3 separate regions of the Mus musculus genome follow, and regions 2 and 3 are each linked to region 1. A link is a contact called in ENCODE POLR2A ChIA-PET data. All regions are on one chromosome and are shown on one strand. Each heading gives the region's core, a stretch centred on a gene start or an enhancer-like site at or near the end of the contact. The rest is flanking DNA. Distances are from core to core; before and after follow the strand shown.

What was found. ChIA-PET counts read pairs that join two places held with the same protein, here RNA polymerase II (POLR2A).
Region 2: POLR2A ChIA-PET joins it to region 1 with 10 read pairs in Patski. The contact joins the promoter of AI837181 here to the promoter of Neat1 in region 1. POLR2A ChIA-PET finds 5 or more read pairs at or near these places in 3 of 5 experiments (Patski and embryonic stem cell).
Region 3: POLR2A ChIA-PET joins it to region 1 with 74 read pairs in Patski. The contact joins the promoter of Cfl1 here to the promoter of Neat1 in region 1. POLR2A ChIA-PET finds 5 or more read pairs at or near these places in 4 of 5 experiments (Patski and embryonic stem cell).

What each region holds. Positions count from the first base shown.
Region 1 is chr19:5,843,466-5,847,820 of GRCm38, reverse strand. Neat1 (nuclear paraspeckle assembly transcript 1 (non-protein coding)) reads left to right here and starts at 2,343. Exons shown (of 1, transcript NR_131212.1): 1 at 2,343-4,355.
Region 2 is chr19:5,422,888-5,427,242 of GRCm38, reverse strand. It overlaps AI837181 (expressed sequence AI837181), which reads right to left and starts at 2,099. Exons shown (of 2, transcript NM_134149.2): 1 at 1,935-2,099; 2 at 1-1,292. The coding sequence starts at 2,074. The coding sequence ends at 536. Drap1 (Dr1 associated protein 1 (negative cofactor 2 alpha)) reads left to right here and starts at 2,264. Exons shown (of 7, transcript NM_024176.2): 1 at 2,264-2,570; 2 at 2,810-2,882; 3 at 2,968-3,061; 4 at 3,352-3,471; 5 at 3,590-3,683; 6 at 3,824-3,912; 7 at 4,218-4,355. The coding sequence starts at 2,529. The coding sequence ends at 4,323.
Region 3 is chr19:5,488,118-5,492,472 of GRCm38, reverse strand. Cfl1 (cofilin 1, non-muscle) reads right to left here and starts at 2,018. Exons shown (of 4, transcript NM_007687.5): 1 at 1,871-2,018. The coding sequence starts at 1,873. It overlaps Mus81 (MUS81 structure-specific endonuclease subunit), which reads left to right and starts at 4,094. Exons shown (of 16, transcript NM_027877.4): 1 at 4,094-4,355. The coding sequence starts at 4,351.

The sequences.
Region 1 (4,355 bases), core at 1,094-3,593:
CGGACATCACAAAGAGAACCCCATTTTGCTCTTTGCCCTCCATCCCAGAATCCCATAGCTGGGAAGGGGCATGCCTTAGAAACCAGGCAGGCTCCTCTGGCTGTCACCCCTCAGCCCCACCCACAGACCTGTTTACCACAATCTCCTGGAACAGCTTTTTTGATTGGGGGAGTTGCTGCTCTGCCCTAGTCCTTCAGTGGGATGGAGGTCCTCTGTGTGAAGGAAGAAACTCTGGGTATGTCCACCAGCGAAGGGTGGGCACAGCCTCGGCCCTAAGGCCTCCTCACCTCTCCCCTCAAATACATTGTTTCCAAAGAAAACTGTCCTTGAAGGCCAGGAGCCTCTGACACTGCCATCTTGCCCTTGAGAACTGGAGACAGTCCCTGGGCTGCTGCAGACTTGTGAGCACACAAATGCTTCATCTGTGCGTGACCAGGCGACCTAGCTTTACACAGCCCTAGGCTTGGTGTGTTACCAATTAACCCTGTTCCTACTAATTCAAAAAAAAAAAAGTCTCAAAAGCTGTTCCTGGGACTGAAGAATAATATGAAGGGAAATTGAAGGTGGTTGAACAATTGCCTAAGCACCTCAAAGTCAGAAAAGACTGACTCCACAGGCTAGGCCCGCCACAGGGAGCCCCTCCCTCCCTCCTGCTTTCATAGCCGCCTCCTGGCATTCTAGAACATTTTAACAAGCAACTCCCTGTTCTTGCAGGCAGTCACCGCCACCCACCACCGACACTTGGAACTGATGCCAGGCGGACATAGTGGTAATGTAATCCCAGCACTAAAAAGGTTGAGGCAGGAGGATGAGCCAAGAAGTACAGGCCAGTATGAGACAAAATGAGACCCTTTCTGGAATTAAAAAGAAAGAAAGATAAATAAAAGGCTGATTAGGTTAGCCCTTGGAGAAGGGTGAGGCGCAGGAATCTACGTGGCATAAGAACCGGTGAGCAAGCCAGCACTTGCCACATAATCACCCTCTGTGCTGGTCACATGAGAGAGAGAGTCACCAGTTTTCCGGGAACGGGAGGGTGCAGTCTAGGCCGGGCCTTGCTTGCAGATTCCATATGCTAGAGGCCGGAAAACAACCCCCTCCTTCCCTCCTCCGGGTTGCTAAGGGAGCCTGTTGTCACTGGGTGGTTTTGTTTGTAGAGTGGGTGTCGAGCCTGGGAGGAGACTTCCGGGCAGTTAATTCTGCCAGCTGCCTTTTTCATTCTGCGTGCTTGAACCAGCTTTTTTATTTTGGGGAGTATGGGGGGGGGGGGATGTGGAGGCAGGTGGCAGAAGAGCTGAGTAGATGCTTCATGGCGGGGTGGGGTGGGGGTGGGGGGTTGTCAGACTGTCCGAGCTCCTCACTGACATGGGCGGTGACAATTCCCCTTTTCAAAACCCTCACTAAGCCCTTGTTTGTGGACAACGTTTGCTTTTGGACCTGTGCTGGACCCCACCCCAAGTAGACAGCCAGCCTGGCTCCCCCAGTGGTCATTAAACCCACGCCTTGAACTCCACCATACACTGTCGCAGAGAAATGCAGCTTAAAAATATTTTTTCTCACTATACCACACCCAAAAGCAAAAATGTTTTCTAAAATCACTTAACTGTACTGGGCGCTCTTCAACCATAAACATTACATACACACATTCATTCTATATGCATGTGTACCATACAAAAGTCTTGCTTTATCATAGCTTGCAACCACCTTTCCCGCAATTTAATTAACCTTAGACGCAATTAAGCATTCCACCCAAGCTGCTGGGATAGTTCTTCCCCACCCCCACCCTGCTGCTGCCCGCACTGACGTCACCCTGCGAGCAGGCGGCGGCAACGCCCGAGAAGTCACGCGCCCGGTCCCGCCCCAACCCCCCCACCCCTACCGCCTGACGCGCCACCGCAGAGATCCCTCCGCCACCGAGTGGAATTTTCCAGGCTTTCTGCCGGCCCTACTTTCGGACCTCGTCGGGGCGTGGTGACCTGAGGCGACCCGTGTACTTTTCCTTCAGCGCTGACATTCGGTGTGACCCTCTTCCCCAACAGCTGACCCTACCCTTCAGCAGCAAAGGGGACTTACTTATCCCCGGTGGTGTTCACCGCCCAAATATCATCTTTGGATATGCCCTTCATCCTGTGACGCACCGCTAGGAGCAGAAAAGGATCATTGAGCAATCTGAGGGAGTGGCGGTTGACGGAGGCCATGACCCGCCCCTCGTGGGCTCCTTTGGCTCTGTGGCTAGGTCGGGGAGGAACTTTTTTTTAAGTGCCCGTGGAGGAATCGTTCCGTTTAGCAGTGTTTGGGTGACGCGACACAAGAGTATAAAAGCAAAAGTTGTAACCTCCACCTGTAGGAGTTAGTGACAAGGAGGGCTCGCTCTTGGGGCTAGTGGTGGGGAGGCAGTGGCCAGTTCAGGGCTCAGATGAGAGAGGTGGCAGAATTAGAGGCAGCCACTAGGATGGGGGTGCGAGGAGAAGCGGGGCTAAGTATAAAGGAGACTAGATTTTGGGACAGTGGACGTGTGGAAGGCAGCTTCCAAAGCGCCTTTAACAATCCACAAAGAACCAGCAGCTTTCAAGACCAGGCTATCCCTGCTGTCTGCTGGCACTTGACGTCCAGGAGGGCACAAGTTTCACAGGCCTACATGGGGGCAGTGTCCTAACTTGAGTGGCAGAGCAGCAGTTGATGGAGACGGGTGGACTGGGGGCCCTTGAAGGCCCCGGAAATCATAGAGGACAGGCAGTGGGGCAGGACTAGGTGCGTAGTGGAGGTCGCCTTTGATCTTGACAAAACCAGCAGACCCCTTTTTTTCCAGATAAGGGGTTGTGAACCCACCTGGGGATGAGGCCTGGTCTTATGGAAGGTGGACTTAGCTTCGCTGGGCGGACAGCTCTGGCCCAGGGTGGTATGTAATTTGGGTGTGGCCTGTCTGCACCCACTTCGGGGTGCGAGGGGAGGCCGGAGGAGGCTGCAGAGACAAGTTGTTTTTACTGTCAGGTCTGCCAGGCGGGGACCATGGAGATTGAAGGCGCAAGTCTTGGGGCCACATTAATCACAACTTTATTTTTCAGATAGCAGTGCCCTCTCTGGACTTTGCCTAGGTTCCGTGCTTCCTCTTCTGTGGTCTCACTCTTCCCTACTCTTGCCCCTCACTCTGAGGTTAAGGGGTCACTTAAAACCTTGCCCCTGGGTCGTCCGGTAAGCCTGTGGAGGATGTAGAGTCGGTGCTGGAGTCTTGGGCACGGCATTTTGGTAAAGGTGGAGGACACCCTGACTGGGCGGGGAGGGATGGTGTTGATTCACAGAGGGCGGGACGTGAGTGTGGACCCTGGGGTGGGCTCACAGCCATGTTTCCGGTCACCCAAATGCTTCATGGACGTGGTTTATCACTATAGTGTTCACCATGGCAAGCAGATGGCACCAGGAGATATGGAGCCCCTGCCAGTGTGAGTCGTAGCAGTGCAGGAGGGCTCACCCTGGAGGAGACAGCGGCCTCGGTTGACGCCTACACAGTGAATTCCAGAGGCTTAGGAAGCGCGTCCCTGCCCTGGGTCCAGGCCTTTCTCAGGAAGCCCTGTGCTCAGGAGGCCATCGTTGAAGTCAGCTTGTAGGGGGTGGGCAGGTGCTTCCAGCCGGAGGGGCCGTCGGCTGTGAATGTTCCAGATGAATGTCTTGTTCTGGGAGCATCATTCTTTGCGGATGCATGAATGGCAGCAGGCACCCTTTTTCATGGGGGTAGAGGCGTTCGACTGCTGCATCTTCTAAACAAGCCTCCATCCAGCCTTTGTAGTTCTGTGCTGCGAACTTGGCCTCGAGAAGATTGCGTAAGGTGTAGGACACTTTAACGTCTGCGCAGCGTGCTGCACTGTAGATCGGGACCCCAGTGACCTCGCCCACCTTCCCTGCTTCTGCAGCCTGCCTGCCTCTGCATTGGTCAGAGGGATTCTTAACTGAAAACTTGTGGGTGTTGGGGAAAGCTGTTGGGTTGTAAATGACTGGTGTGGAGGAATCTTCCTTAGATGGAGCTGGTTGTAAAATGGGTAGGGTTTGTGGTTTAACAGTGGGAAGGCGCAAGTTAGCCACAAATTCTGCCGACTTGGTAGATGCCGTATCTAATTTGGGCTTTGGGACGTCTTCTGGACTAAAAGGGATCCGTGGGCCCGAAGTGGTCCCTGGGAATGGTCTCTCCCAGGGTGTGGATTTGATACTGGGTGGTTGAGTGGCAACAGTGGTTCTGGCCCCTTTTGTTCATTAGCTTTTATGACTTAGGGCCTGGCTGTGTATACCAGGCTGGCCTGGGTTCACAGCCCTGCTCAGATGACAGTGTCCTGAAACAATGGCCTTCCAAGGTGAAACCTGAGTTA
Region 2 (4,355 bases), core at 850-3,349, 420 kb after region 1:
GCCAGGGAAGGGGTGGTGGTGATGCAGGCTATGAGTTTGCAGGGAGGAGCAGACCCCATGTCCATGACCCTGCGTCTCCTCTTGGCCAGAACATGTACAGGTCCCAATAGCATGCTTAGTCCTGGAAGGGCCCGGCCACCTGGACTATGATGGCGCCAAGGGCAGGGGCTGGAAGCACTAAGTTTTCTCCCTTCTGAGGGAGGAAAGAAAAGGAAGAATGCAGGCTAAGTATAGTGGGGACAGAGGTGGCCAGGACAGACTTCCTCGAGTCTCTGCACCCAAGCTGTGGTCCTGGGCAGTGGTGGGGAGCAGCATCAAAGAGGGCCGCCGAGGGCCCCGCCCTCCAAGAGCCAGAGCCCCCAACCTGTGAGGGTGGGAGTTGGCCCTGCACAAAGAGAGCAGAAGTGCAAAGGGACTGAGTGCAGGCAGTTCCCACGCCAATGAGTCCTCAGGGCTAAGGAGCTCAGCCTTCTTGGGACAAGGAAGAGAAGAAGGAAGGATCCAAGCAAAAGGTGGTCTCTCCTGCTCGGCCCCATTAGGTCAGTTCTACATTGTTGGCACGGTCCAGCACTCGAGAGCCACGGGTATTGCCTCCAAGCTGGAAACGGCTCTCATAGAGAGTGGGGCAAAGGTGCCAGCGGTTGGCTCGGTAGATGCCCAGGTAGGTGTAGACATCAGGTTTGTAAGTGAGCAAGCACTTAATGCCTGCAGCACGAATGGCAGAATCTGCTTCCAGCACACCCAAGCGGTCCGTGAAGTCGTCCGTGTAAACACAGATGACCTGGCGCCCACCCTCTTTGGCCCGTGGGCTCACCTTGGCCACCTGGAGACGGCCCTCAACTACAGCCCGGGCAATGCCAGCCCAGGCGTGGTCCAGCTTGAAGCCAGGTGACAGGTGAATCAGCCACTTGCCGGAGAGCACATGGTGGGTGATGGCCAGCTGGCGCAGGGTACCTGGTGTGATGGGTCGCCCACTGGTCTGCAGAGCCTCCCAGGCCGCCTGCAGCCCTTGTACATCCCCTGAGTTGGGGGTGTAACCCTGCCCATAGGCTGCAATCCAGCCCACAGGTTCAGAGTTGGGTGAACCTGGGTCCCCATAGCGAGTAACTTGAGATGGTGGGTACTTGGCCAACCAGGCATCCAGCTCTGTGGCAGGTGTGGTACGGGCATCAAATACCAGCCAGGGGTCCATATCGGCTGCCATGGCCTCTGCAGCCAGGTGCTCAGCAGTGAAGCCATCCTCCCGGCCACCTGGAGAGTCTTCCTCTTCCAGCTCCTCATTTGGTTCCATCCTGTTGTGAGGGAACTGAGTCAGAGGTTTGAGACAGTAAATAAAAAGTGCTGGGTCCTGGAGGGTGCCAGGCACTGCAGTAAACTGTGGCCCTGGGCAAGACATAATGTCTGTGCCTCAGTTGCTTCATCTTCACAATGGGTAACAACTGATCCTGTCTAGATTTGTCTCCAGAATAAGACGCCTGAGGTGGAGTAGCTATAGTTAGTACTACTTTCACTGCTTACAAACAAGGAAATTGAAACTCTTAAGAAAAGGGGCTTGCCCAAGGTCATGCCCGTAAAGAGCGCCAGAGCTTAAGTGTGAACTGGCACGGGGCTCGGCTACACCACCGGACTAGAGTCCTGCAAGGTAGCGCGGCGCTGCAATATAATGGACGTAGGCAAAACGCAGGGTCGCCAACCTCAGAGGATGGCTGTAGAGGGCCAGGCCTCCCCCGGTGAACGATTGGGGGCACCGTGAAACACCGAGGCTCTGAGCCCCAGAGAGGGCAGCGGCCCATCAGGGGGTCAATGGGTACCATCCAGACTCGAACCAGATAGGACCAGGCCTGCGCGAGGACCAGGCTCCAGCCCTACCACATCCGCCGCCATTAGTGCCCACAGCTTAAGGGTTGCCGTCCCTCTCGCCACCCCGCAGTCACCTCCGGCCTTCACTCCGTTCCGCGCCAACCCAACTTCGGGCCCGGCTCCGTTCCTGCCCGGGATCTGCTGCGCCGCCGCCGCCGCCGCCGCCACCCCCGCCGCGCCCCGCCCCTGCCACGGCCGCCGCCGCCGCCGCCATCTTAGGGTCCCGCCACCTCAACAACAACTTTATAGACAAACACAGTCACGGGGCGGGGCCAGAGGCGGAACCAGAAGGCTAGGGGCGGGGGCTCCAGGGGAAGGGGCGGGCAGCGTCCAGGGGCGGAGCCGGCGCGAGAATCCCGGGAGGTGCAGGTCTTCGGGAGGCGGAGCTAACGTTCGTACTTTAGCTTGGGGGGCGGGTGGGCGTGGCGGGCGAGCCCGGGGAAGGACGCGCACCGCCCCAGAGGATCCGAAGCCCAGCGCTCGAGTTTGGGGAGCTGCTTGTCTACGGGCGGCACTAGGACCCTGCGGGAAGTGGTGTAGGCGGAGTAAACGGCACCAGGACCCGGGGAGGGTGGGGGGGGGGACCGCGGCGGGCCGGCGGCGGACAGGCCCGGGGCCGGGAGGCTGCGGGCGGCGGCGCTGGGCCCGGCGCAACGAGAGGCCCCGAGATGCCAAGCAAGAAGAAGAAGTATAACGCGCGGTTTCCGCCGGTGAGCACGTGGCCCGGATGGGCCCCGGCAGGCAGGGCTCCCGGGAGGCTTGGGCCCAGGTCCTGCTGGTGGGGGGGGCGGGTGCCTTTAGGTGTTCACGGCCTGACGCCCCGCCCCTTCCATGCCCTCCTGACTTAGCGCCCCCCGCCCTCTTCTCCTTCTCCCGGGATACCCCCGGTTCCCTCTGTCCCCCGTGTTAGGGACGCAAGAGACGAGCTCTGTCCTCTTCCTTTCGGCAGGCGCGGATCAAAAAGATCATGCAGACGGACGAAGAGATTGGGAAGGTGGCGGCAGCTGTGCCTGTCATCATCTGTATCCTACTAGGGGCCGGTTGGGCTGAGGGGCGTGGGGCGGGACTGCGGCACTCCCCTTTTTGGATTCTCCTTGACGTCTTCAGCCCGGGCCCTTGAGCTCTTCCTGGAGTCCCTGTTGAAGAAGGCTTGCCAGGTGACCCAGTCTCGAAATGCCAAAACCATGACCACGTCCCACCTGTGAGTGGCCGCCGAGCTGGGAGGGGCTTTTGAGGAGGCAGAGTTCCGACAGGGGGAGTGGTGCAAGGCCCAGGGAGGCCAGCTTTGTGGATTTGGACTGATGCAGGAGAGATTAGGTGTTTCAGGTGCAGGGAATACAACCAGATCCGAGCCACCGGCCCTCCCAGGAGGCCTGGTGGAAGTAGGGGTGTTTTTAACGTTCCACTGTACTGACACGAAGAAGTTGTTTGTATCCTTCCCTAAGTGTTTTGGGGGCCCCATTTGAACCCCTTCCTTTCCCACTTCTTTAGGAAGCAGTGCATTGAACTCGAGCAGCAGTTTGACTTCTTGAAAGACTTGGTGGCATCAGTGCCTGACATGCAGGGGGATGGGGAGGACAACCACGTGGATGGGGACAAGGGTCCTCGAAGGTGGGTAGCCAAGACCCGGTATACAGGTGGGGAAGGCCAAGGCCACAAGGTTGGGGGTGGCTGGGGGATGAACCAGGAGGAGAGAGTCCTCGTGCAGATGGACTGTACCTTCCCGAAGGGGCCGGAAACCGGGCAGCAGCGGCAGGAAGAACGGAGGCACGGGAAGCAAAGGCAAAGACAAGAAGCTGTCCGGGACAGACTCTGAGCAGGAGGTGAGTGAGGCTGATGGGTGATGGCCTCAGCCTTGTCTGCTGCCTCTTGTTCCTCCATCTCCATTCCTCTCCCAGGGTCTGGGCTCCCCAGAGATGGGCCCGGGCCCTCTCATTAACCCTGACCCCTTCCGTGCTCTCAGGATGAGTCTGAGGATACAGATACTGATGGGGAAGAAGAGACACCACAGCTTCCACCCCAAGCCAGTCACCCTCCTGCCCACTTTCAGAGGTGAGCACCCCAGGAGCACCAGAAAGGGGCACGCCAAACTCCCCATAGCCAGTTAGGTTTGCTTCCCTGGCCACTTGATGGTGGCGGCTGACTTAGGGAATGGGAGGGGACATTAGACACAAGACATTGTTCTGAGAAGGTCTTGTCTCCACGGTAGTCAGGGAGACAGTCTAAAGAGTGGTCCTCTCTGGCACCTTCCCTCCTGGGGGGACGACCACATCTGCCTCTGCCTCTGGAGGAGGGGGTGGGGCCTGTGGGCTGGGCACAGCATAGTGGCAAGCCTGATTTTCTCCATTTTGTCGCAGCCCTCCAACTCCCTTCATACCCTTCACATCTCCCCTGCCTTTGCCACCAGCACCCCCCGGCCCCTCAGCAGCCGATGCAGAGGATGAAGAGGATTATGACTCCTAGCGCCCTGTGCCCCTGTACCCCAGCCATGCTCT
Region 3 (4,355 bases), core at 769-3,268, 360 kb after region 1:
CTTGTAAGGGAAAGGATTCTGGGGTATTCTTTGCAGTTACAGGAAACCTCAGTCAGAGTAACAAACACACTTCTCAGCCCCACACAGATTAGTAATGTCCCTGCAGACTTTTTTCCCTATCCAATTCATCATCTAAGAACTAGTTAGGACAAACCTCCTGCAAGGGAGAGATCCAATTATCTAGTTCAACATCCCCATAAATGTTAGAACAGTACTTATTAAAAAGAAGACCTTAGCCAAGAGTGGTAGAACACGCCTTTCTCTTAGTCTGAAACCAGTCTTAGATCTATAGAATGAGTTCCAGGACAGCAGGGGCAATGCAGAGAAATCCTGTCTCTTAAAAAAAAGCCAAAAAGAAAACAAAAACTTGCTGAGTTGTGAACACCAGATTCAAAGAACCCGAAAGATACTGATTAAAATGCCAGCATAGGATAGATACAAAACACCAAACTCCTGGGCCATAGTCTCATCTCCAGGAAAGAGAATCAGAACACCAGAAATTCACAGACACCAAGAGCTGCTCGGTAGTTTATTGCTCATTAGAAATGCAGTCATTGTATAAATGACACTCTTTCCTGCCGAGATCTCCCATACACAAGAATTACAACCCTTAATTAAGGCCCTGCTGGACAACTCCCTGTCATCCAAGAATGGTGAGTCCTTTAAAAAAAAAAAAAGACTGACAAATTAATAGGTCAAACTGTGATGCCCCAAATCGCCGAAAACTTTCTGCTTTGTACGGCCCTGGGGGACGACCCAATCAGAAATCTACAACCAACCCTCCCCACCACCACCATGGAACTGCAGAGGAAGCTAGCCACGTGATTCACCCGCTTCCGGAGTAGGCGGAGAAAGATTGGACTAGGTTCAGGGCCTCCCCAAGAGACACTCGTAGCCCAGAGGCAGCGAGGCGGCCGGACCTCAGATGTCTCAACGCCTAAGGCTCGCCTTTAGGAATAGGCGTAAACGCAGTCAGCTGGAGAGGTAGCTCTGGCCAGTCTCACTCCAAAAAACAGTTTCCCGTGCCCTCAGGCTAAGCATAAAAGCTGGTGGCTTCCGGGCGGTACCCGCCTCGGTCACTTCCCTAAACGCGGCTCCACCCTCGGCCCCATCCGGCAGAGCAGCAAAAGGCCTAGCTCGGCTAGAGCTGCAGCCGGGATGGCAGGGCCCAAGCATGTGCGCACGCGCTGTTCTAGCTCTAGCCCGAGGTACAGTGACTACAGAATGGAGTGTGTAATCGCTCTTTCTAGAAGTGGGGCGATAGCCTGTACAGGAACCCACTCCGTGACTCGTGTTGCAAGAAGGCTCCAGAACCAGCGTCTCAATCAGGTTCCCCGATGCCTCAGCATCTCCCAGAGCCACACCGCGGCCGCCCCCGCCCCGCCCTGACGGCGGAATCCCTGCCACCTGCTGTGGAGACCAACCTAGCCGCAGAGGGAGGATGATGCGGGGAAGGGAACAGCCCTTGGGTGGGGCGCGCGCCGACACCTCGCGCGCTTTTCCCTAGCGGCCCCGGGCCAGGGTTTGGATGCCGCGTGCTCTGGTCCAGCGCGCGCCATCGAGAACCAGCGAGCGTTGCCCGAGGCCCCGCACACTGGACCCCTCCCCCACGGCCAGTGGCCGCGCTGGCGCAAAGGCAGGATGGGGGAGGGGAGAGGAGCCAGGGGGCGCGCGAGCGACGTCCGAATCGGCCCTTCCCAGCGCCCGGAGGCGCGCACGCGCGGCCTGCCCTTCAATGAGACCCTTAATCTCGCTCGGGGTGCTGGGGGATGGGATACCAAGACCGCTTCTCTGCCGCCCCCACCCCGCCCGGCGCGCAAGCGACGGATCACGAACCCACTTCCCTCGGGCGCAGTGGCCTAATGCTCACCATGTTTCCGGAAACGAAAGGGAGACAGAAAGAGCAACTGAAGACCTGAGCCGCCGCAGCTGCTGCCGGGATCCGACTGAACGCGGCCTCTCCCGGCCCCTTCCGTTTAGTAGGAGCCGCACAATGAGGGGCGGGGCGGCCTTCCGGCGCTTGCCGCGCGGGCCGACGGGAAGTGAAGTCCGAGGATTTTGCACCGAAATAGAACTAGCTGCTACCGGGTTCCGCAGAGCTTGAGGCGCAGAGTAGGCGGAGGCCGAGAGGCGTGGGCTGTTGCACGGAGAGTGAGCCCATTGGTGCAATGGACCAAAAAACGCTCTGAGCCAGAGGCCCATCGTTTGATAAAAATGACCTGAATATAATTCTCTACTTTCTTTATCCCAGAAATTAAGTGGTTTTTTGTTCTTTATGGTTCCTGAAAAAAGATTTTGAATCATCAGCTTGGGATCCTCTCTCACAGAAAAGAGAATCGCCAAGTATAACGGTGTCTTCAAGCCAATAGAAATGCTCCCGTGGAGTAAAATTTCAACAAATAGGATTTTTTAAAAAACAGGAAATGCTAACATAAAAAGTTTGAGAGCTTTGGCGTTGTCTAAAGACGTTTGGCAAATTGTTAGATCAAACGTAATTCATGGGGGAAGGGTGAAGAGTTGTGCACTAAAAATTTCCTTATGGCCGGGCATGGTGGCGCACACCTTTAATCCCAGCACTCGGGAGGCAGAGGCAGGCGGATTTCTGAGTGCGAGGCAAGCCTGGTCTACAAAGTGAGTTCCAGGACAGCCAGGGCTACACAGAGAAACCCTGTCTTGAAAAATCAAAAAACAAAACAAAACAAAACAAAACAAAAAAAAAACTTCTTTATGTTTCTTTTACGATACAGGAAAAGGAATACTTCAATTTAATTCCAGAGTTGATAGGTTTATGATCATTTTAGCACAAAGACTGAAGAGAATCTATATGAAAGCAAAAGTTTAAAATAAACTGGGGTGGGAACTCCAGGAGAATTTCTCTGACCTGAAACAATGACCATGGCCTTAGAAAAAAAGGGCAAAGTCGCAAACAACTCAGAGGCAAAGGAAACCGGGGCCCTTGACCTCCCCAAGCTGAATAAAGGGTGTAAAAGAGGAGCTTCCCCAGGAGCGAGGCAGCACGCAGAGGATGCCGGGGGTTGTAGTCAGGGGATTGTAGTCAGACTGCACCCGTGGGCTACACTGCGGGAGCTCCAGGTGACTGCACCCGTGGGCTACACTGCTGGAGCTCCAGGTGGAGGCCGAAGCTTGACCCCCTTCTCTCCCAAGGGCCCCTCCTAAGGAGAAGGCTGGCTCCACCTTTTTCGAGACTAGCAGTTTCCCAGAGCAACGGGGGGAGGGGCCACGCAGTTACCCTGGAGACGCACTCCTTCCGCCCCTGGTCGCGGGATGCCCTAGATGTCCTTATTAGGGCATAAGCCTCCAGAGGGCGTGCCCAGTCCAAGCGCCAGCTGCAGGCTCCTTATAAGGCTGCTTGAGGAAAGAGGCGGGTGCACAAAAGCTAGACTGAGAAGAGGGTCTGCGAATTGGGCTCCCGACGACTTCCGGAGTGACAGCGTGACAGCTGAAGACCGTGCGTTGTTCCAAACACTGAAGGGACCTCTATGTTCTATTGAGCCCTGTGTCCCTCAGCTTGAGACATCCCTGCCCCAGCAAGGTTCCCACCTTCATCCTCCCTGAGGCTCCTTCACTTTTAATGAGCCACAGAAGCGAAGTGTCTAACTAGCATCCCCGGGATCCAACCATGTGCCCACATTCGAACTCTCCACCTTCTAGGATACACCTCTTATTCCTCCTTGAAAGGGAGGAATTAAATACACATCTTCGCCATTCACCTAGCCTGAGTCTTCTGTGCACAAATATCCCCGACTTGGCACATTTCGAGATCTTTCTGCTTCTGCCTTAGCTTTATTTCATTCCTTGTACCCCTTTAAGATGTCCCTCCCACAAATATTCTTGGACTTGTGTCCGTCCCTCTCCTCCACTTTTCTTAAGCCCTCTTTTTCCCAGCCTCTTCTACGATAGTGAGCCTGAAATAGCCTTATGAGACCTTGAAGCAAGCCAAGTTCAGGTTTCTGAGTGTACCCCCACACCGGCCCTCCCAGTCACAGGGGGCGCTGTCCTCCTTTTTAACAGTCAGTACACAAAAAAAAAGAGTCTGCTCTCGAATTTTTGGGTGAGAGGAAAGGGTGGGTCAAAGCTCCATGGCCTGGGTGGGGCCTGTCCAAAAGGCTGGTGCCGGCGGGCGAATGGGGGCGGTTCTAAGGAAAGGCCGTGCAAACCGAGCTAGCCTCTTACTGCATAGTACATGGCGAAAGGAGGTCATTCCATGAGCTGGTGCCCTGCTAGGTTGGAGAGACCCTACCCTCAAACAAGTGTTCTTATACCAACTGAATTGTCGCGATCCTAGTCTCAGGGGTTTTTTGAGACTCTGAAGGAGCCAGTCTAGTTCTTATGGC